2 separate regions of the Homo sapiens genome follow, and region 2 is linked to region 1. Evidence: chromatin loops called from intact Hi-C (ENCODE). Cell type or tissue: HCT116. All regions are shown on one strand. Links, peaks and the distances in the headings refer to the core of each region. The heading gives the core; the rest is flanking DNA.

Evidence for each region. Peaks named below come from ENCODE experiments on the same cell type or tissue, not always from the same donor. Only the 100,000 strongest peaks of a DNase experiment are listed, where the experiment ranks them.
Region 2: a loop joins it to region 1, with 4 times the contacts of the local background. A loop is called at or near these places in 5 of 110 quality-filtered maps.

The regions. Positions count from the first base shown.
Region 1 is chr16:23,465,698-23,473,697 of GRCh38, forward strand. GGA2 (golgi associated, gamma adaptin ear containing, ARF binding protein 2) reads right to left here. Exons shown (of 17, transcript NM_015044.4): 15 at 4,299-4,468; 16 at 3,189-3,299; 17 at 1-2,003. The coding sequence ends at 1,893. Among named protein-coding and RNA genes, the nearest start is that of COG7, 17 kb to the left of the region's middle. In HCT116, for the core only: no CTCF peak of the experiment used is centred there; a DNase peak (open chromatin) is centred at 4,324; H3K27ac peaks cover 889 bases.
Region 2 is chr16:23,535,283-23,547,646 of GRCh38, forward strand. EARS2 (glutamyl-tRNA synthetase 2, mitochondrial) reads right to left here. Exons shown (of 9, transcript NM_001083614.2): 3 at 9,232-9,421; 4 at 1-78. It also overlaps the pseudogene SUB1P4. Among named protein-coding and RNA genes, the nearest start is that of EARS2, 16 kb to the right of the region's middle. RefSeq lists enhancers at 2,724-3,225, 3,226-3,725, 3,326-3,620. In HCT116, for the core only: no CTCF peak of the experiment used is centred there; a DNase peak (open chromatin) is centred at 3,509; H3K27ac peaks cover 1,312 bases.

The sequences.
Region 1 (8,000 bases), core at 1-8,000:
TGGGAGGCCAAGGCAGGCGGATCACCTGAGGTCAGGAGTTCGAGACCAGCCTGGCCAACATGGTGAAATCCTGTCTCTACTAAAAATACAAAAATTAGCTGGGCGTGCTGGCTCACGCCTGTAGTCCCAGCTACTCGAGAGGCTGAGGCACGAGAATCGCTTGAACCTGGTAGGCAGAGATTGCAGTGAGCTGAGATTATACCACCGCACTCCAGCCTGAGTGACAGAGTGAGATATGGCCTCAAAAAACAAAAAAAAGCCACACAGAATACAAGCAAGAAAGTACTTTTAGATTAAAATTCGTCTTATGTGAATTATGGCAAATGAAATCACCCCACTGTTTACCTGTTTTATGAGTTTTTACATTTGCTTAAAATTAGCATACTTGATCTTTTACAGTTCCCATCTCCACCAATTAGTATTGGCAGATTTCCACTATATGTAGAAGTCAAAAGATCAGACTGTAAAAATATCAGATATTGTAATTAAGAGCTCCAAACAAGTCTTGCAGTTTCAAAGGTAGAAACCCACCCAGCCAGTTCAGCTGCTTGGACTTCAAAGCCCTCCGCCTAGCCATCTCAGCCAGGCTCAGGTTCCTTCTCCCACCCATCAGGCCAAGCAGGACTTGTCAAACATACACATTCAAGTTCCTAGCACACAGTAGGTGCTAAGTGGGAATTGATTATAAACTTGAATTCTTCCATCAACAAATATCCACCTCTCCTGTCCAGCTTGCCTCAGATCTTCAGGTTCTCTCTTCTCTGAGGCAGCTAAGCTTCTACATCCTTCATGAAGTTTCCTTTACTTCTCGACAGAAGACAGTTCCCTTTAGGCCTATCATCTCTAAATGCAACTGGCTTTCCATTTTCCACTTACTCAACACTCCACAAAGTACACTTGCTACATGGTATTTATTCAATGACTGTATATTTAGTCACCACCTCAATCACTGCTAAGCTCTCTTCATGTCTATCTGTACCACAGTTTCCCATCTTAGACTGTGACGTCAGCTGGCAAGGGCTGGCTGTTGGCCGATTCATCATGACTGACATGGTGTGTCACAAAGAGCTCCAAGTAAATGCTGTGAAGGAAGAGGATGAGGATGGAGATGAGGATCCTGAGAAGGGCCCAGACTGGCTGCCCAACCCATGGACCTGAGGCCTGAGTAAGGCCTGGGAGCTGCTTTCCCCTCTGCCCAGGAACTCTGTCCAGGGGCGATTCTAAGGCACAGTGGTGAAGGACATGATTGGTCCCCCAAGTGTGGTCCTCAGGTCTCATGGCAGCCACTCGCCTGGGAACAGTGCAACAAGCATTCCATTTAGAAGATCTTCCAGAACACACACAAGAAGCATTGTCTAATGAAAATGGAGACAAGGTCTTTCTTGGAAGAGAGTGCCCAAGTAGATACTCTCTGCCCCAAGACTAACCAGGTCCCTTTTAAGGTCCCTGAGAACAGCAGCCTGGGAGCAACCAAGCCTTTCAAAGGCTGACAAGGCACAGAGTGGATGAATGGAACGAACGATACATGAAAAAAACACTTTGGCTGATAAAACCTCCAACCTGAGGCAGGGACAGTGTCGCTCGCTGACATGCAGAAACATGACTGTAGCAGAGATGATGATGATGAGAAATGCTTCGCATTTCCCACACTGCCGATATCCCAAGCCCTGTGCTACCACCCTCTCCCCGAACACACACACACACACACACACACACACACACACACACACACACACAGAGCATCTGCAGAATAAGTCAGAGGTTGACACCCAGAGCCTGACGTCAGGATAGGACTCTTGGCACTCCGCACTGAAACACCGTGATTAGTCCTGACTAGACAGCAAAAGTAACGCCAGCCTAAGCTTGAAATGAAGGGTCCATCTTGTGAAAAGTTAGGCTGCGCCCAAGACAGCCAGGTCTGGGAAGTCTTTCACTTCTCCTACTTCGCTGAAAGGCTGTCCACCTTGGTTGAATGTCAGCTTGTACCGTAAGCGGATAGGTTCCTGGGACAGAAGAGACAGAAGATGTCAAATCAGTGGAGAGCAACCCAGGAACAGGGGTCAATGTTAAGTCAAGTGAGTGTTTCAAACAATTCTGACACAAAATACCTGGGATACTCTCTTTGGGACTACAAACAAGGGGAAACAGGCACATATCCTGGGAACCCTTCGATAATTCTGCAGTCCTGAAATCCTGAGATGGGCTGCAATTCAGAGACCAGCTAAGGAAGACAGACCTTGTCCTTTCAGAGGACTCCAGAGGATTAGGGAGAGTTCATGTGTCCCTCCCTTGGTCCCCAGCTATGACAATCCATCTGATCTTCCTTCAGTGAGCCCCAAAGACAGACTCCAGCGAGGGATATTCCACATATACCCCTAACACCCAACCAAACCAGAGACTGACTTTCTTTTCTTTTTCTCTTCTCCTTCCTTCCTTTCCTCCTTCCCTCCCTCTCTCTCTCTTTCATCTATCTGTCTGTCTGTCTATCTATCTATCTATTTGATAGAGTCTCGCTCTGTCACCAGGCTGGAGTGCAGTGGTGCGATCTTGGCTCACTGCAACCTCCGCCTCTTGGGTTCAAGCAATTCTCCTGCCTCACTCTCCCGAGTAGCTGAGACTACAGGCGCACGCCACCATGCCCAGCTAATTTTTGTATTTTTAGTAGAGATGGGGTTTCACCATGTTGGCCAGGATGGTCTCGATCGCTTGATCTCGTGATCCATCTGCCTCAGCCTCCCAAAGTGCTGGGATTACAGGCGTGAGCCACTGCACCTGGCCGACTTTATTTTTTTTTGAGATGGAGTCTTGCTCTGTTGCCCAGGCTGGAGTGCAGTAGTGCGATCTCGGCTCACTGCAACCTCCACCTCCTGGGTTCAAGCAATTCTCCTGCCTCAGCCTCCTGAGCAGCTAGGACTAAAGGTGCGTGCCCCCACAACCAGCTAATTTTTGTATTTTTAGTAGAGATGGGGTTTCACCATGTTGGCCAGGCTGGTCTCAAACTCCTGACCTCAGGTGGTCCACCTGCCTCAGCCTCCCAAAGTGCTGGGATTACAGGGGTGAACCACTGTGCCCAGCAAACCAGAGACTTTAGAGCAAGGCCTCAATGTGCCTCTCTCTACCCACAAAGTTACCTCCCCTTACAGTTCAGGGGCCCCCATCTCCCTGCTACCACAGACACTGGAACATACTTTGTGTGGATTGTCAAGCAGCAGCATCTGAGATATCACAGCTGGAGGCATCAAAGGACTGAATGCAGGAAGCTTGGAGCTGGATGCCGGCTGCAGCTTCACTCTCATTGACTATCAGGGGAAGAAAACCAACATGTAACTCATTCCTAACCACAGCTTCTAGGATGGAGATCAGGTGAGGGGGAGCTGGACCTCCCCAACACCCCTCCAAGAGGAAATGGCCCTCTTAAACGTGGTACCCCGAGGCACCTATGGGAGCCCAAGCAGACAGACTCCCACTAATTGATAAAAGGATCTAAGAGGCCTTTCCTTCCACACACAGAATGGATCGGGAGTTGTGTGGTCAATAACCGGCATCTGAGACGCAGCATCAACAGCCAGGGCACATCTTGGGTTGAATTCTAACTGCTTCTCACTAGCTCTGTGACCTTGAGTAAAATATTTAATTTCTGAGCCTTGGGTTAACTTATAAAACAGAGGTAGTAGCAGAACATTGCCCATAGGACTACCGTAAGAAGTAGAGACTGCAGGTCATATTTTTGTCTGTCTCGAATCTTTTCCTTTCAGGACAGGCCCCTTCCCCTGTGACTGTGGGGTGCCTGTTAATCAGTAGGGCCCCACTTCCCTTGAAAAGGGATGGATGTTATCTCACATTGGCCAAGTGTCTCATATCCCAGGATACAAGTTCCTGGTCCAAGGTATGGAAGTAACACCAACAAGCCCAATCAGAGCCCTTTCCTGGGTAATCAATATATGTGCTTCATGCCCGGTGAGAGTTTCTGAGATAAAGAGGGTTAAGGACCATGCAACCCTGGAGCTGTGGGTAGCCACTTTCCTGTTTGTGGAGAAACTGTCAGAATGGTGCCAAAGAAAAGCAGAGTCAAGAGATACAGATTCTTAAGGCATTGTTTAAGAACCTATTTGGATTCACTCATATCTGAAGTCAGATATTCAGGAATCCCCAGTCAGGTAAGCCATTACATTCCCACTTTATCTTCAGTTAGTTTGAGTGAAGATTCTTTCCTTGACACTCGACAGGTAAGTCCCAGAAAAGAACCTGGCACTCAAAAACGACAGCCATTACTGAGAAATCCCCAACAGATGACTCACCTTTGGCACAGCCACTTGAAACATGATATCCCAGACAGGCTGGGGAGCCGTGCTCATCATGGTCAAGAGCAGCACCTGTACCTCTGGGTGCCCAGGGGCTCCCGTCTGGGAGAAGTGGAGCAGAATTCTGAATCCATTCCGGTCATACACAATGAGAGGCGGCAGGCTGCCTGGTATAAAGGGCACAAGCAGAAGGTTTAACACCACTACAAACCCCCCGGACAGCCAGGCTGGAAAGAGATGTACATGTTATCCCCAGATGCTGTTGCTTCTCCATGCAGAACATGTCCAGGACTGAATTCCTCTGCACTACCATAATCCAAGTCCTCATGACTCTAGCTGGACTCCTATGACCCTCCAAACTGACCTTTCCCCACCATCCAACCATCATACACACACCACCAGTTATTAAAAATCACATTTTTGAGGAAGATACGATCATTATTAAAATAATGCATGAACACTATAGAAAATAGAGAATTATCAGCCAGGCGTGGGGGCTCACGCCTGTAATCCCAGCACTTTAGGAGGCCAAGGCGGGTGGATCACTTGAGGTTAAGAGTTCAAGACCAGCCTGGACAACATGGCAAAACCCCATCTCTACTAAAAATACAAAAATTAGCTGGGCATGGTGGTACACACCTGTAATCCCAGCCATTTGAGAGGCTGAGGCACGAAAATCACTTGAACTCGGGAGGCGGAGGTTGCAATGAACTGCACTCCAGCCTAAGTGACAGAGCGAGACTCTGTCTCAAACAAACAAACAAACAAAAAACAAAAAGCCACACACACACAAAAACAGGATTATCATTAAAAAATGAAATAAATGCTTTTTTTTTTTTTTTTTTTTTTGGACAGACTTTCGCTTTTGTTGCCCAGGCTGGAATGCAATGGCATGATCTTGGCTCACCGCAACCTCTGCCTCCCGGATTCAAACGATTCTCCCACCTCAGCCTCCCTAGTAGCTGGGATTACAGGCATGCACCACCACGCCTGGCTAATTTTTGTGTTTTTAGTAGAGATGGGATTTCTCCATGTTGGTCAGGCTGGGGGAGGTCAGGCCTCAAACTCCCGACCTCAGGTGATCCGCCCACCTTGACCTCCCAAAGTGCTGGGATTACAGGCGTGAGCCACTGCACCCGGCCAATGCATTCTTAATTCTACCCAGAAATAAGCACTTACTTCCTTCTGGTCTCTTTTATATGAGTACAAACACACACATATGCTCACACACACACAATATACCACCTTATATTTAATTGTACAAAACTGTAGATACCAAATCACCTCAAATTAATAAGTTTAATAACATTCCAATGGAAATTCTAAAGAGACTTTTAATTTAGCTAAGGAGTGACTCTAATGTTTATTTGAGGGGGGAAAACTATGTAAGACTGACCAATAAATTTAAAAAGGGGGGCAGGGCTATAGCAAATACTCAGATAAAATTACAATTCAAGTAAAGTGACATAAACAAAACGTGTGGAACAGATCTAAATGAGACTGTAACATAACATATCCTTCAAAAATCAGGGCTGGCTCAATGAATGGCACTCAGACTGGTTAATCAGCTAAAAAAAAAACCTTAATATCAAAATATACATTACTAAAATATAGCTTAGAGCTGGGTATGGTGTCTCATGCCTGTAATCCCAGCTACTCAGGAGGCTGAAATGGGAAAACTGCTTGAGGTCAGGAGTTCAAAACCAGCCTGGGCAATACAGTGAGATCTGCCTCCCACCCTCAAAAAGACAATAAAAATTTGCTGGGTGTGGTGGTGCATGCCTGTCATTCTAGCTACCTGGGGGTCTGAGGCAGGAGGATTGCTTGAGCCCAAGAAGAATATGAGGCTGCAGTGAGCTATGACTGTGCCACCGCACTCCTGCCTAGGCGATGGAGCGAGGCCCCATCTCTAAAAAAATTTAAAAAAAAATTAAAACATAGTTTAACAATGAAACTACCAAAGATTTAAGAGACTGAAAATACCAGTGGGGTATGGTGGCAAGAGTATGGGGAAAAAAAGCAACCTTTTCAGACGGGAAATTGGTAATGCAGATCAAAATTTTAAATGTCTACATGTGGCATTTCACTGGTATTATGATCTCCTCATAATCAGGAAGGTATAAAGAAAGGCATCCAAAGATGTTCTTTGTAGCCCTGGCATCCAAAGATGTTCTTTGTAGCCCTGGTTTTTTTTTTTTTTTTTTTTTTTTTTTTAGACACAGTCTCACTGTGTCACCCAGGCTGGAGTGCAGTGGCGCAATCTCAGCTCACTGCAACCTCCGCCTCCCAGGTTCAAGCGATTCTCTTGCCTCAGCCTCCCAAGTAGCTGGGACTACAGGCGCCCACCACCACGCCTGGCTAATTTTTTTTGTAGTTTTTAGTAGAGACAGGGTTTCACCATGTTGGCCAGGTTGGTCTCAAACTCCTGACCTCAGGTGCTCCACCCACCTTGGCCTCCCAACGTGCTGGGATTACAGGCATGAGCCACCACACCCAGCCTGTAGCCCTGTTTTTAACAGCAAACAGGTAGAAAGAAATTGACCTTCAGAGAAGGACTTAATAAGCTGGACATAGTGGCGCATGCCTGTAGTCCCAGCTACTTGGGAGGCCAAGGTGGGAGGATGGCTTGAGCCTGGAGGATGGAGGTTGTAGTAAGCTGAGATGGCGCCACTGCACTCCAGCCTGGGTGATAGGGCCAGACCTTGTCTCAAAAATAAAATAAAATAAAATAATTTAAAAAAAAAGACTGAATAGGGCCGGGCGCAGTGGCTCACGCCTGTAATCCCAGCACTTTGGGAGGCCGAGGTGGGCAGATCACGAGGTCAAGAGATCGAGACCATCCTGGCTAACACGGTGAAACCCTGTCTCTACTAAAAATACAAAAAAGTAGCTGGGCGTGGTTGTGGGCACCTGTGTCCCAGCTACTCGGGAGGCTGAGGCAAGAGAATGGTGTGAATCCAGGAGGTGAAGCTTGCAGTGAGCCGAGATCATGCTGCTACACTCCAGCCTGGGTGACAGCGAGACTCTGTCTCCAAAAAAAAAAAAAAAAAGACTGAATAAACAGATTACAGTACCTCTACTTAATAGTGCATATATATATAAGTTCATTAAAAATCAAGTTTTTAAAGAACAACTAAGGGCATAAAAATGGTATAGGCTTATAAAGTAACAGTAAATAGAGTATAAAACATTCTATACACACTGTGGTATCAAATTATTAAGAACTGTATGTACATATATATGTATATGATAAGACAAGAAAATCTATCAAGACATGAAGAGAATTTCCATCTCTGGCTGTTAATGGTATAGATGATTTTACTTTTCTAGTCTTTTTTTTTTTTTTTTTTTTTTTTTTAGACAGAGTCTTCTCTGTTGCTCAGACTGAAGCGCAGTGGCACGATCTCAGCTCACTGCAACTTCTGCCATCTGGGTTCAGGTGATTCTCCAGGCTCAGGCTCCTGAGTAGCTGGGATTACAGGTGTACATTACCACACCCAGCTAATTTTTATATTTTTAGGGTTTCACCATGTTGGCCAGGCTGGTCTCGAACTCCTGACCTCAAGTGATCTGCCCACCTTGGCCTCCCAAAGTGCTGGGATTACAGGCATGAGCCACTGCGTCTGGCCTATTCTATCTTTAATAAAACTCTACATTTTGAACATGTATTTTTGTTTTTAACTTTTTTATTTTTTAAAG
Region 2 (12,364 bases), core at 1-8,000, 70 kb after region 1:
CGGATCGCAGGCTTGGGGTCCTTGGCCAGCTTCTGGGCCACCTGCTCCTGGCTCATGTTCCTGCACCGATTGTCATACCTGATGGGGAGCAGAGCAGCATGAGTACTGTTGATGGAAAGGTTGATGGACAGGAGTCCTACCTCTGTCATAGCTGTGTGACCTTAAGCAAGTCAGTTACTGCTGCAAGCTGCTTCCTCAGTCTATAACAGGGATGATGGTACAGTTGTGTGGAAAACTGAGATAACATGGTGTAGCAGACACTAATGTCTGCCTATCTACCAGCCATTCCACGCTTCTTCCTTGCTAACAAGAAAATAGCAAAATGCTTAGTCCGAGGGGTTGAATCCTGATTGGTATAGCCAATCTTGCAATCCTATTGCTCCATGCCAGTGACCAGTCCAGGCAGGAATGTAACCCCATCCTAGTCACTGGGATGCAAAGAAAAGCATGCCTGGGGAGTAAGAAAGGTTTAAGGTTCCGGGAAAGGTTTTTCTCTCCAAAGGACAAGAAGAGAAAGCCACAGGAGGAAAATCCCTTCTTAAAATTTCCCACTGCCCCACTTCTGTCCTCTTTGGATGTTGTCCTGTAAGGGGAGCATGCTTGGACCTGCGGCAGCTACTTGCAACTGCAGGAGGGAAGGCAATGAAGTCAGAGAGAAGCCAAAATAGAGCCCTGGTGTCTCTACACTGCTAGTCTCATCCTGGAGTCACCCACCTCCAGCCTTGTGCAGAATCAAAAGACAAATGTCTATGATTGATGCCCTGGCTACTGAAAGTGTGGTCTGTGGGCCCCTAGCATCAGCCTCTTGGGAGTCTGCCAGAAATGCAGACTCTTAGGCTCCACCCCAGACCTACTGAGTCAGAATCTGAACATTAACTAGGTCCCCAGGTGATCCATCTGTGAGTTAAAGTATCGTTTGTCCCTTCTAACAGGGTATTCCACTAACTGCACCCAAAAGCGTTCTGAGACACAGATGGAATGCTTGTAAGGTTAGTCTTTGCCACAGCTAAGTGTTCAATCAATCAATAAATGGTGCACAGGGCTGGACACAGTTGCTCACGTCTGTAATCCCAGTGTTTTGGGAGGTCAAGGTAGAAGGACAGCCTGACCTCAAGGGTTCAAGACCAGCGTGGGTAACATAGCAAAATCCTGTCTCTTATTTAAAAATTTAAAATACCAGCCTGGGCAACATAGTGAGACTCTGTCTCTACAAAACAAAACAAAACAAAATCAGCCAGGTGTGGTGGTGCATTCCTGTAGTCCCAGCTCTGTGGGAGGCCAAGGTGGAAGAATCACTGGAGCCCAGGAGGTTGAGGCTGCAGTAAACTATGATGGCACCACTGCACTCTAGCCTGGGTGACACAGCGAGACCCTGTCTCAAAAAAAAAACTTTTTTTTTCTTTTTTTTTTTTTTTTTTGAGATAGAGTCTCGCTGTGTCACCCAGGCTGGAGTGCAGTGTCGTGACCTTGACTCACTGCAACCTCCACCTCCAGGGTTCAAGCAATTCTCCTGCCTCAGCCTCCTGAGTAGCTAGGATTACAGGTGCCTGCCACCACAACCGGCTAATTTTTATATTTTTAGTAGAAATGGGGTTTCACCACGTTGGTCAGGCTGGTCTCGAACTCCTGATCTCGTGATCTACCCGCCTCGGCCTCCCATAGTGCTGGGATTACAGGTGTGAGCCACCGTGCCCGGCCAAAAAAGAAATTTTTACAAATGAGTCAGTTGCACATGAGTGAACAGGAGGGTGTTCAGCTGCAGAAGCAGGGCAGCATTATGTCTGAATCAAAGGAACTTGTTTCTTCAAGCTCTTCTGGCAGGAATTCTGACAGTGAGTTTGACAAAAAGTTAAAGAAGAAAAAGTAAGTTGCTCCAGAAAAACTTGTAAAGGAACAAAAGACTGGCAAAACTTTGGGAGCTCTGTCATCTTCCAAACAGAGCAGCGGCAGTAAACATAATAACATGTTTATTTTCTTTTTTAAATTTCATATAGAGATGGGGTTTCACCATGTTGCCCAGGCTGGTCTCGAACTCCTAGTCTCAAGTGATCCACCCTCCTCAGCCTCCCAAAGTGCTGTGATTAGATTACAGGCCACTGTACTCAGCTGATAACATGTTTCAGATTGGGAAAATGAGGTACCTTAGTGTTTGGGATGTTAAAGGGGAAGTGCTAATTGATGGTATTAGAGATTATTGGATGGATCTCAAAGGTTAAATAAAACCAGGAAGAAAAGGTATTTCTTTAAATCCACAGCAATGGGGCCAGCTGAAGAAACATTCATTCATTCATTCATTTACTGAGACAGGGGACAAGGTCTCACTCTCGTTGATCAGGCTGGAATGCAGTGGTGCAATCATGGCTCACTGCAGTCTTGACTTCCTGGGCTCATGTGATTCTCTCATCTCAGCCTCCCGAGCAGCTAGGACTACAGGTATGCACGACTATACCCAGCTAATTTTTTGTATTTTTAGTAGAGACAGGGTTTCTTTCTTTTCTTTTCTTTTTCTTTCTTTTTTTTTTTTTTTGAGTCAGGGTCTCACTCTGTCACCCAGGCTGGAGTACAGTAGAGTGATCACAGCTCACTGCAGCCTAGACATTCCCAAGGGTAAAGTGATTCTCCCACCTCAGCCTCCCAAGTAGCTGGGACTACAGGCGTGCACCACCATGCCTGGCTAATTTTTGTATTTTTTTTAGTAGAAATGGGGGCTCACCATGTTGCGAAGGCTGGGCTCTAGCAATCTGCCCACCTTGGCCTCCCAAAGTGCTGGGATTACAGGCATGAGCCACCGCACCTAGCTGGAACAGATATTCTAATCGATACATTGATGATGCAGTAAGAAAACTGTAAAGTCTGAGCCATACAAAACCTACACTATCCTAGTTGGGTTTTTTTGTTTTTTGTTTTGAGATGGAGTCTCGCTCTGTCACCCAGGCTGGAGTGCAGCGGCGTGATCTTGGCTCACTGTAGCCTCTGCCTCCCAGGCTCCCAAGTAGCTGGGATTACAGGTGCACGCCACCATGCCCAGCTAATTTCAGCAGAGATGGGGTTTCACCACGTTGGCCAAGCTGGTCTCGAATTCCTGACCTCAGGTGATCTGCCTACCTCAGCCTCCCAAAGTGCTGGGATTACAGGCGTGAGCCACCGTGCCTGGCTTCTAGTTGTATTAATCTGTCTTTTTACATTGGCTTCTGTTTTCTAAATGTTGTTCTCCAAGCTGTCATATGTTTGGATTACAGAACAACTTGTAAGATGAATACTTGTTTTAAATGTGCATTATTGAATATGTTCTGTCCAAGTGCGGTGGCTCACTCCTGTAATCCCAGCATTTCGGGAGGACAAGGCAGGAGAACTGCTTGAGCCCAGGAGTTCAAAACCAACCTGGGTAACGAGACCTTGTCTCTACTAGAAATTTAAGAAAAAAAAAGAATTAGCCGGGCATGGTGGGTACATGTGTGTAGTTCCACCCACTTGGGAGACTGAAGCAGGATTGCTTGAGCCCAGGAAGTCAAGGCTGTGGTGAGTCATGATTGCATCGCTCCAGCCTGGGTGACACAGCAAGACCCTGTCTGGAAAAAAAAGTCCTAAGGGAAGCTAACTGTCAGCTTTATTAAGAAGGATTGCTTTGTACCTACCACCTAATGTAAAATAAAACCAAGTAATACATTCTCAACAGTTATGGCCCCCCTCCTTTTTTTTTTTTTTTTTTTTTTGAGACAGGGTCTCATTCTGTCTCCCAGGCTGGAGTGCAGTGGCACAATCTCAGCTCACTGCAACCTCCATCTCCCTAGTTCAGCTGATTCTCCTGCCTCAGCCTCCTAAGTAGCTGAGATTATGGGCACACACCACCAAGCCCAGCTAATTTTTGTACTTTAATATAGATAGGGTTTCACCACGTTGCCCAGGCTGCAGTTGTGTCCTTTTTTTGCTCATAAGAGCTAGTACTGTTTAAGGCCCAAAGTAATAGTTTTTACAGATCTTTTAGTTTCAACTAAGCTTTTACAATAGAAAGGACTTGTATTGCATTGAGTTTATAAACTTTTGGTTTGTGAAATCCATACTTGATCTGTTCTTTTCCAACCAAATGTCTAGGCTTGACTTTTCCACCCCAATGACATTTCACTTTATTAAATATTAGCAGATATACTTTGATAACCAACACAGCTTGTATGAAAACTGAGCAAGTGTCCATCATGACCCATAGGGTTCTGGGTAGTTGTTACCTTACTGTTTAGTCCACAAAAAATAACGACTTAGATAAGCTGTCTGATTTGCTTTCGCTTATTAAACACGTTCACCATGAGATGATGTGTGTAACATCAGATACCGTTAAATTAGACTAGGATTTAATACAAATCCTGAAAGCTTAAAATAAATAAATAAATAAATGGCTGCAAGGATTCCACAACAGGGCATGACTATAATTTAACAAAAAAAAAAAATCTGTTGGCCAGGCATGGTGGCTCATGCCTATAATCCCAGCACTTTGGGAAGCTGAGGTGGGAAGATCGCTTGAGTTTCATACCAGCCTGGGCAAAATAGGGGAATTCCATCTCTACAAAAATTTAAAAACTAGCTGTGTGCCAGCCGGGCATGATGGCTCACACCTATAATCCCAGCACTTTGGGAGGCTGAGGTGGGTGGATCTCCTATGCTCAGGAGTTTGAGACCAGCCTAGGCAACACGGAGAAACCCCGTCTCTACCAAAAAATACAAAAAAAATTTGCCGGGCATGGCGGCACACACCTGTGGTTCCAGCTGTTTGGGAGGCTGAGATGAGAGGACTGCTTGAGCCCAGGAGGCAGAAGTTGCCTTGAGCCAATATCACACCACTGCACTCCAATCTGGGTGACAGAGTGAGACCCCATCTCAAAACAAAACAAAACATAACACTCTGTGTGTGGTGGTACATGGCTGTGGTCACAGCTACTTGAGAGGCTGAGGATGTAGGATTGCTTGAACCCAGGAGATTCAAGGCTGCAATGAGCTGTGATCATGCTACTGCACTCCAGCCTGGGTCACAGAATGAGATGAGAAAAAAAATATTCTGTCAAGAGACAAATACATTGTTTATAATAAAAAGGCAATGTCACCGTAAACGTCATGACCTTGGCCAAACAGCTGAGCCCTTGACCAAATAGTTCACTGGAACTGCAATGTAAATGTTACAATGCTATTGCAGATGGGAGTGTAAACAAGTAAAGGGCCAGCCACTTGGCAGTATCCATCAAAGCTACAACTCGACTCTGCAATTCCACCTCTAGGAAGGTATTCAGCAAACATACTGCACAAGTGCAAAATGACATATGTCAACATTAGTCATCACAGCTCTCTTCTTTTATAACCAAATATTAGAAATAACATAAAGGTTTGGGCTGAGCGCAGTGGCTCATGCCAGTAGTCCTAGCACTTTGGGAGGCCGAGGCAGGTGGATTGCCTGAGCTCGTCCTAGCACTTTGGGAGGCCGAGGCAGGTGGATTGCCTGAGCTCAAGAGTTCAAGACCAGCCTGGGTAACACGGTGAAACCCCGTCTCTACTAAAATATAAAAGAAAATTAAATTAGCCAAGTGTGGTGGCATGCACCTCTAGTCCCAGCTCCTCAGGAGGCTGAGACAGGAGAATTGCTTGTATCCAGGAAGTGGAGGTTGCAGTGAGCCAAGATCACACCACTGCACACCAGCCTGGGCAACAGAGCAAGACTCCGTCTCCAAAAAATAAATAAATAAATAAATAACATAAAGGTTTATTAAGGCCGAGTGTCGTAGCTCATGCCTGTAATCCCAGCACTTTGGGAGGCCACTTGAGGATCACTTGGGCAGATCACTTGAGGTCAGGAGTTTGAGACCAGCCTGACCAACATGGTGAAACCCCATCTCTACCAAAAAAATACAAAAATTAGCAGGGTGTGGTGGCGGGCACCTGTAATCCCAGCTACTCGGGAGGCTGAGGCCAGAGAATCACTTGAACCTGGGAGATGGAGATTGCAGTGAGCCAAGATCTTGCCACTGCACTCCAGCCTGGGGAATAGAGCAAGACTCCATTTCTAAAATAACACAACATAACATAAAACAAAACAAAACAAAACAAAAATAAATGTTTGTTAAGACGAAACTGATTAAGTAAATGAAGTTATATCCACAAATGGAATATTATGCATTATTATGGACTGATATCTGATCCTCAAGATGGTAAGCGGACATGGTAAATTGCACCACATAGCATGTACATAGTACATTGCATGCTACCATGTGAATAAGGAAAAAGAGAAAATAATATGTACTTATAGGTATATGTACTGAATGTCTCTGGAGGAGACATAAGAAAATTTTAACACTGGTTATCTCTGGAGAGCAGAATTGAGTGGCCAGAGTCAAGATTGGAAGAGAGTTCTTTCAATATATATCTTTGTGGATCTTCTTTTTTTTTTTTTTGAGACAGTCTCCCTCTGTCACCCAGGCTGGAGTACAATGGCACAATCTCAGCTCACTGCAACCTCCACCTTCTGGGTTCATGCGATTCTAGTGCCTCAACCTCCCAGGTAGCTAGGATTACAGGCGTGCACCACCAAGCTCAGCTAATTTTTTTTTTTTTTTGGAGATGGAGTCTTGCTCTGTTGCCCAGGCTGGAGTACAATGGCATGATCTCAGCTCACTGCAACCTTCGCCTCCCAGGTTCAAATTATTCTCCCGCCTCAGCCTCCCAAGTAGCTGGGATTATAGGCACCCGCCATCATGCCCAGCTAATTTTTGTATTTTTGTAGAGATGGGGTTTCACCATATTGGCCAGGCTGGTCTTGAACTCCTGACCTCAGGTGATCTGCCCACCTCGGCTTCCCAACGTACGGGGATTACAGGCATGAGCCACCACTCCAGGCCTAATTTTTGTATTTTTAGTAAAGATGGGGTTTCACCATGTTGGCCAGGCTGGTCTCGAACTTCTGACCTCAAGTGATCTGCCCACCTCCGCCCTCCCAAAGTGCTGGAATTACAGACGTGAGCCACCATACTTGGCCCTTTGTGGACCTTTCATTTTTCTTTTTTTTTTTTTTTTTTTTTGAGACAGTGTCGCTCTATCGCCCAGGCTGGAGTGCAGTGGTGCAGTCTTGGCTCACTGCAACCTCCACTTCCTGGGTTCAAATGATTCTCCTGCCTCAGCCTCCCGAGCAGCTGGGACTACATGCGCACCACCACGCCCAGCTAATTTTTGTATTTTTAGCAGAGACGGGGTTTCACCACATTGGCCAGGCTGGTCCTGAACTCTTGACCTCGTGATCCACCCACCTCAGCCTCCCAAAGTGCTGGGATTACAGGCGTGAGCCACCACGTCCGGCCTGTGGACCTTGCTCATTAAAAATAACAAATAATTAAAATTACTTTACACATTACTTTCTGAGACCAAATCTTGGCTTCTAACATAGCCCCAGTCATTCTCGCCTTCTGGTGTTTCTGTCCTTGTGTAGTCCCCTCCCCTTGAGTGTGGGCTGGGCCTAGTGACTTTTGTCTAATGAACAAAAATAATGCCAAATATGCCTAATCTGAAATGCTCCAATGGTCCAGGTGCAGTGGTTCACGCCTGTAATCCCAGCACTTTGGGAGGCTGAGGTGGGAAGATTGTTCGAGTTCAGGAGTTTGAGAACAGCCTGGGCAACATGGCGAAACCCTCTCTCTATTAAAAACACAAAAATTAGCCAGGTGTGGTGGCATGTGCCTGTAGTCCCAGCTACACAGGAGGCTGAGGCACGAGAATCCCTTGAACCCGGGAGGTGGAGACTGCAGTAAGCTGAGATTGCACCACTGCACTCTAGCCTGGGTAGCAGAGCAAGACTCTGTCTCACCAAAAAAAAAAAAAAAAAAAAGTCAGGTGCAGTGGCTCACATCTATAATCCCAGCACTTTAGGAGGCCAAGGTGGGAGGATTGCTTGAGGCCAGGAGTTCAAGACCAGCCTGGGCAACATAGTGAGATCCCCATCTTTATGAAAAGTTTAAAAAAAAAAATTAGCCAGGAGTACAGTCCTAGTTACTTGGGAGGCTGAGATGGGGGCACTGCGTGAGTCCAGGAGTTGGAGGCTGCAGTGAGCCAACATCACACCATTGCACTCCAGCCTGGGTGACAAAGTAAGACCCTGACTCTATGAAAAAAAACAACAACAACAACAACAAAAAAAAAACCAAAAAACCTGATCTGGCTGGGCACGGTGGTTTACGCCTATAATCCTAACACTTTGGGAATCTGAGAAAGGTGGATCACCTGAGGTTGGCCTGGCCAACACAGTGACACCCGTCTCTACTAAAAATACAAAAATTAAATGGGTGTGGTGGCGGGCACCTGTAGTCCCAGCTACCCAGGAGGCTGAGGCAGGATAACTGCTTGAACCCAGGAGGCAGAGGTTGCAGTGAGCCAAGATTGCACCACTGCGCTCCAGCCTGGGCGACAGAGTGAGACTGTCTCAAAAAAAAAAAAAAAAAGCCACAACTGATCTGACATTTGAAACCTTTTGAGTGCTGACATGATGCCATAAGTGGAAAATACAACACCCAAACACATGTGACAGGCTACAGTCAAAATAGTCAAAACTTTGTTTCGTGCACAAAATTATTTAAAATATTGCATAAAATCACCTCCAGCCTATGTGTATAAGGCGTACATGAAACATAAATGAATCTCATGTTTAGACTTGGGTCCCACCCCCAAGATATCTCATTATATATATGCAGATATTTCAATATGCAAAAAATCTGAAATCCAAAACACTTCTGGTCCCAAGCGTTCCAGAGAAGGAATACATAGCCTATAAAACAAAAGTGGTGAGAAGTTGCTTCCACAACTAGGTAGACTCCAGCTCGTACGTGCTCACTCTCTCCTTGGCTGGCTTTGAGAAATGCTGGCTGCCACGCTGTAAGCTGCTCTATGGAGAGGCTCGCATGGCAAAGAACTGATGTCTCCAGGCAACAGCTAGCAAGGACCTGAGGTTGGCCAATAGCCTTCTGAGAGGAGATGGAAGTAGATCTTCCCCAAGCTAAGCTTTAAGAGAACTCCAGGACTGGCTAGGACCTGTAGTTGCTTGTGGCTTTGAGAGAATCCCTGAGCCAAAGAAACAGGTGAGGCCACGCTCAGATGCCTGACCCACAGAAACTGAGAGGTAATACATGTTTAGGGGAATTTCTTACGCAGCACAAGGTAACAAACACACCCAATGTTGATGAGGCATCTGCAACAAGCTGAGGTTCTTACCGGGGCGTCTGGTGGTTCCGCAAGGCCTCCTTCTTCAGGAGCTCCAGCCGCTGGGGTGAGCAGAAACAGGGGTAAGCAGCTCCGGTCTTCAGCAGCGCTTCTGTGGCCTGGGCATACAGCTCCAACCGCTGAGATTGCTGGTAGGGCCCAGCAGGACCGCCCCGGCGGGGGCTCTCATCAGGCGGGATGCCTGGAACACAGGGAATAATGACAGCTAAGGTGCACACAGCGCTCGTTCTCAGGCATTGCTCTAAGCACTTTATGCACATATTAAAGCTTTAATCCTCATAACAATCCATGAGGTTGGCATTAGTACAATGTCCTCCCCGCCGCCTTTTTTTTTGAGGCAGAGTCTTGCTCTGATGTCGCCAAGGCTGGAGTGCAGTGGTGCAATCTTAGCTCACTGCAACCTCCACCTCCCAAGTTCAAGCGGTTCTCCTGCCTCAGCCTCCCGAATAGCTGGGATTACAAGCATGTGCCACCTCACCCAGCTAATTTTTGTATTTTTAGTAGAGACAGCGTTTCACCATGTTGGCCAGGCTGGTCTTGAACTCCCGACCTCAGGTGATCCACCTGCCTCGGCCTCTCAAAGTGCTGGGATTACAGGCGTGAGCCACTGCACCCGGCCCAATGTCCCTTTTAGAGATGAAAAGTTAAAACACAGAGAGGTGAAGCACTCAAAGTCGCATGGGCTCATGGACTAAGGAGCAAACGGAGGTGTACGGGCTCCAAAGTCCACATCCCTAATTGTATGTCCTCTCAATCCCTGATGGGATTCCCTGGAGAGGGAGAAACAAGCCCAGGCCTGGGAACAGCTGACTTAGGAGAAAAAAGCATGGTTCAGAGAACAGCCCATCAGGCCCTGGTGGGACTCATGGCTCTGCCACTTAGTAGCTGTGACAAGGGATCCTGAGGTGCTACCAACGTGTGAGCACCAGGGTGCTGAGTGCCATAAAAGACACTTTTCCCTGAAGCCTCAAACCCACCCTACCAGGTAGGTGCGGTTATTCCCCCACTCTGTGAGGACACTGAGGCACAGAGATGCTTTGTCACCTGGCCGAGTAGAAGGGGCACGATCAGCTTCAAACCCAGACTAATGGGCACCGGAGCCGATATTCTTAACCACTCATTACACTGCTGTTTGTGTTACTTAGCCTTTCTTTTTCTAAGAGATGGGGTCTCACTCTATCACCCAGCTGGAGTGCAGTGGTGTGATCATAGCACACTGCAGCCTCGAACTTCCGGGCTCAAGCCACCCTCCTGCCTCAACCTCCCGAGTAGCTAGAACTACAGGTGCACATCACCACATCTGGCTATTTTTTTAGTAGAGAGCGAGTCTTGCTGTGTCACTCAGGCTAGGGTGCAGTAGTGCAATCATAGCTCACTACAGTCTCCAATTTCTAGGCTCAAGTGATCCTCCCACCTCAGCCTCTCGAGTAGCTGGGATTATAGGAATGTGCCACCATGCCCAGCTAGACTTAATCTTTCTAAGCCTCAGTTTCCTCTTTTGAAAAGTGGAGCTAGCAGCCTCCTGTGCAGAGGGAATTGTGAGAACAAATGTGTCAGTGCTTATAAGCACTTAGCCCAGTGGTGTATATTTAGGACAGTTTCAATATATGCTATAGAATAGATTAAATATGATCTACTGTAAGCCAAACCCCAAACCCAAAGTCCAATTCCCTCCGATTACATAGGATAAATTTCATTATGAATGCTTTCAGGAGAGGGCACAGGGACACAAGAACTGGAAGATGGTGTTTCTGCCCTCAAAGAGCTTTCAAAGGAATTGGGAAGATAAGGACATTGTTCACCTTGCTACCCTCAATGCTAACACAAACTGAGCTGAGTGGGCCTGGGTTCAAACGTACCAGCCAGCTCAGAGATCTTGGGCAAGTCATCTTTCTGGGCTCTGGGTTCTCATCTGTCAAAGAAGGAAACAAGTAGTAACTTTCTCATGAGGATCATCATGAGACTAGAGTAAGATGATCTAAGTAAAGTACTCATCAAGTGGCCTGTGACCGGTGCTCTCTATGCTTTGGTATTTATGTATTTATTTATTTGAGACAGGGTCTCACTCTGTTGCCCAGGTTGGAGTGCAGTGGCACGTTCTCGGCTAATTGAAGCCTCAACCTCTCAGGCTCAAGTGATCCTCCCACCTCAGCCTCCCAAGTAGCTGAGACTACAGGTACATGCCACCAGGCCTGGCTAACTTTTTTTAAGTTTTCTATAGAGACAAGGTCTGCCTATGTTGCCCAGGCTGGTCTCAAACTCCTGGGCTCAAGTGATCCTCTTGCCTCGGCTTCCCAGTGTTGGGATTATAGGCGTGAGCCATGGCACCCAGCCATCTGTGATTATCAGTGTTACTTGGCTCCCTCTCATGGGACCTCCATTTCTTCATTTGTCAGAAAGGAGGGCTAAATCGGGTAAATTTGGGGGGATCCCTTCCTGATCTAATGCTAAACAAGTCTCTTTAATGTGGTATCTTGGAATGCCCCAGGGTTTAAGAGGGACTCCCCTAGGAGAACTGAAAACATGTTAACTTAAACTCTGGCATGTAAATGTTCATAGAGTTTTATTGGACAGCCAAAAACCAGAGTAACTAAAATGCTCATTCACTAGTGATGAATAAACAAAATGTGGTATAACCATATGATGAATATTATTTGGCTATAAAAAGGAATGAAGCATGATAGCCCACAGATGCGCTTATGGTAAGTGAAGGAAGCCAGTCACAGAAGGCCATATATTATATGATCTCATTCATATGAAACGTCCAGAAGAGGCAAATCCATGGAGGCAGAAAGAGATCAGTAGTTGCCAGGTGGTAGGAGAGGGTAGAATGGAAAACAACTGCTAATAAGGAAGAGTTTCTTTTAGGGGTGATGGAAATGTTCTGGAATTAGTGGTGACGGTTGCGCAACACAGTAAATATATTGAAAACCACTGAATTGTACACTTTGATATGGTAAATTTCATATCATGTGAATTATATGTCATTTTTTTTTCCCCGAAGACAGAGTCTAGCTCTGTCACCCAGGCTGGAGTGCAGTGGCACGATCTCGGCTCACTGCAACCTCCACCTCCCGGTTCAAGCAATTCTCCTGCCTCAGCCTCCTGAGTAGCTGGGATTACA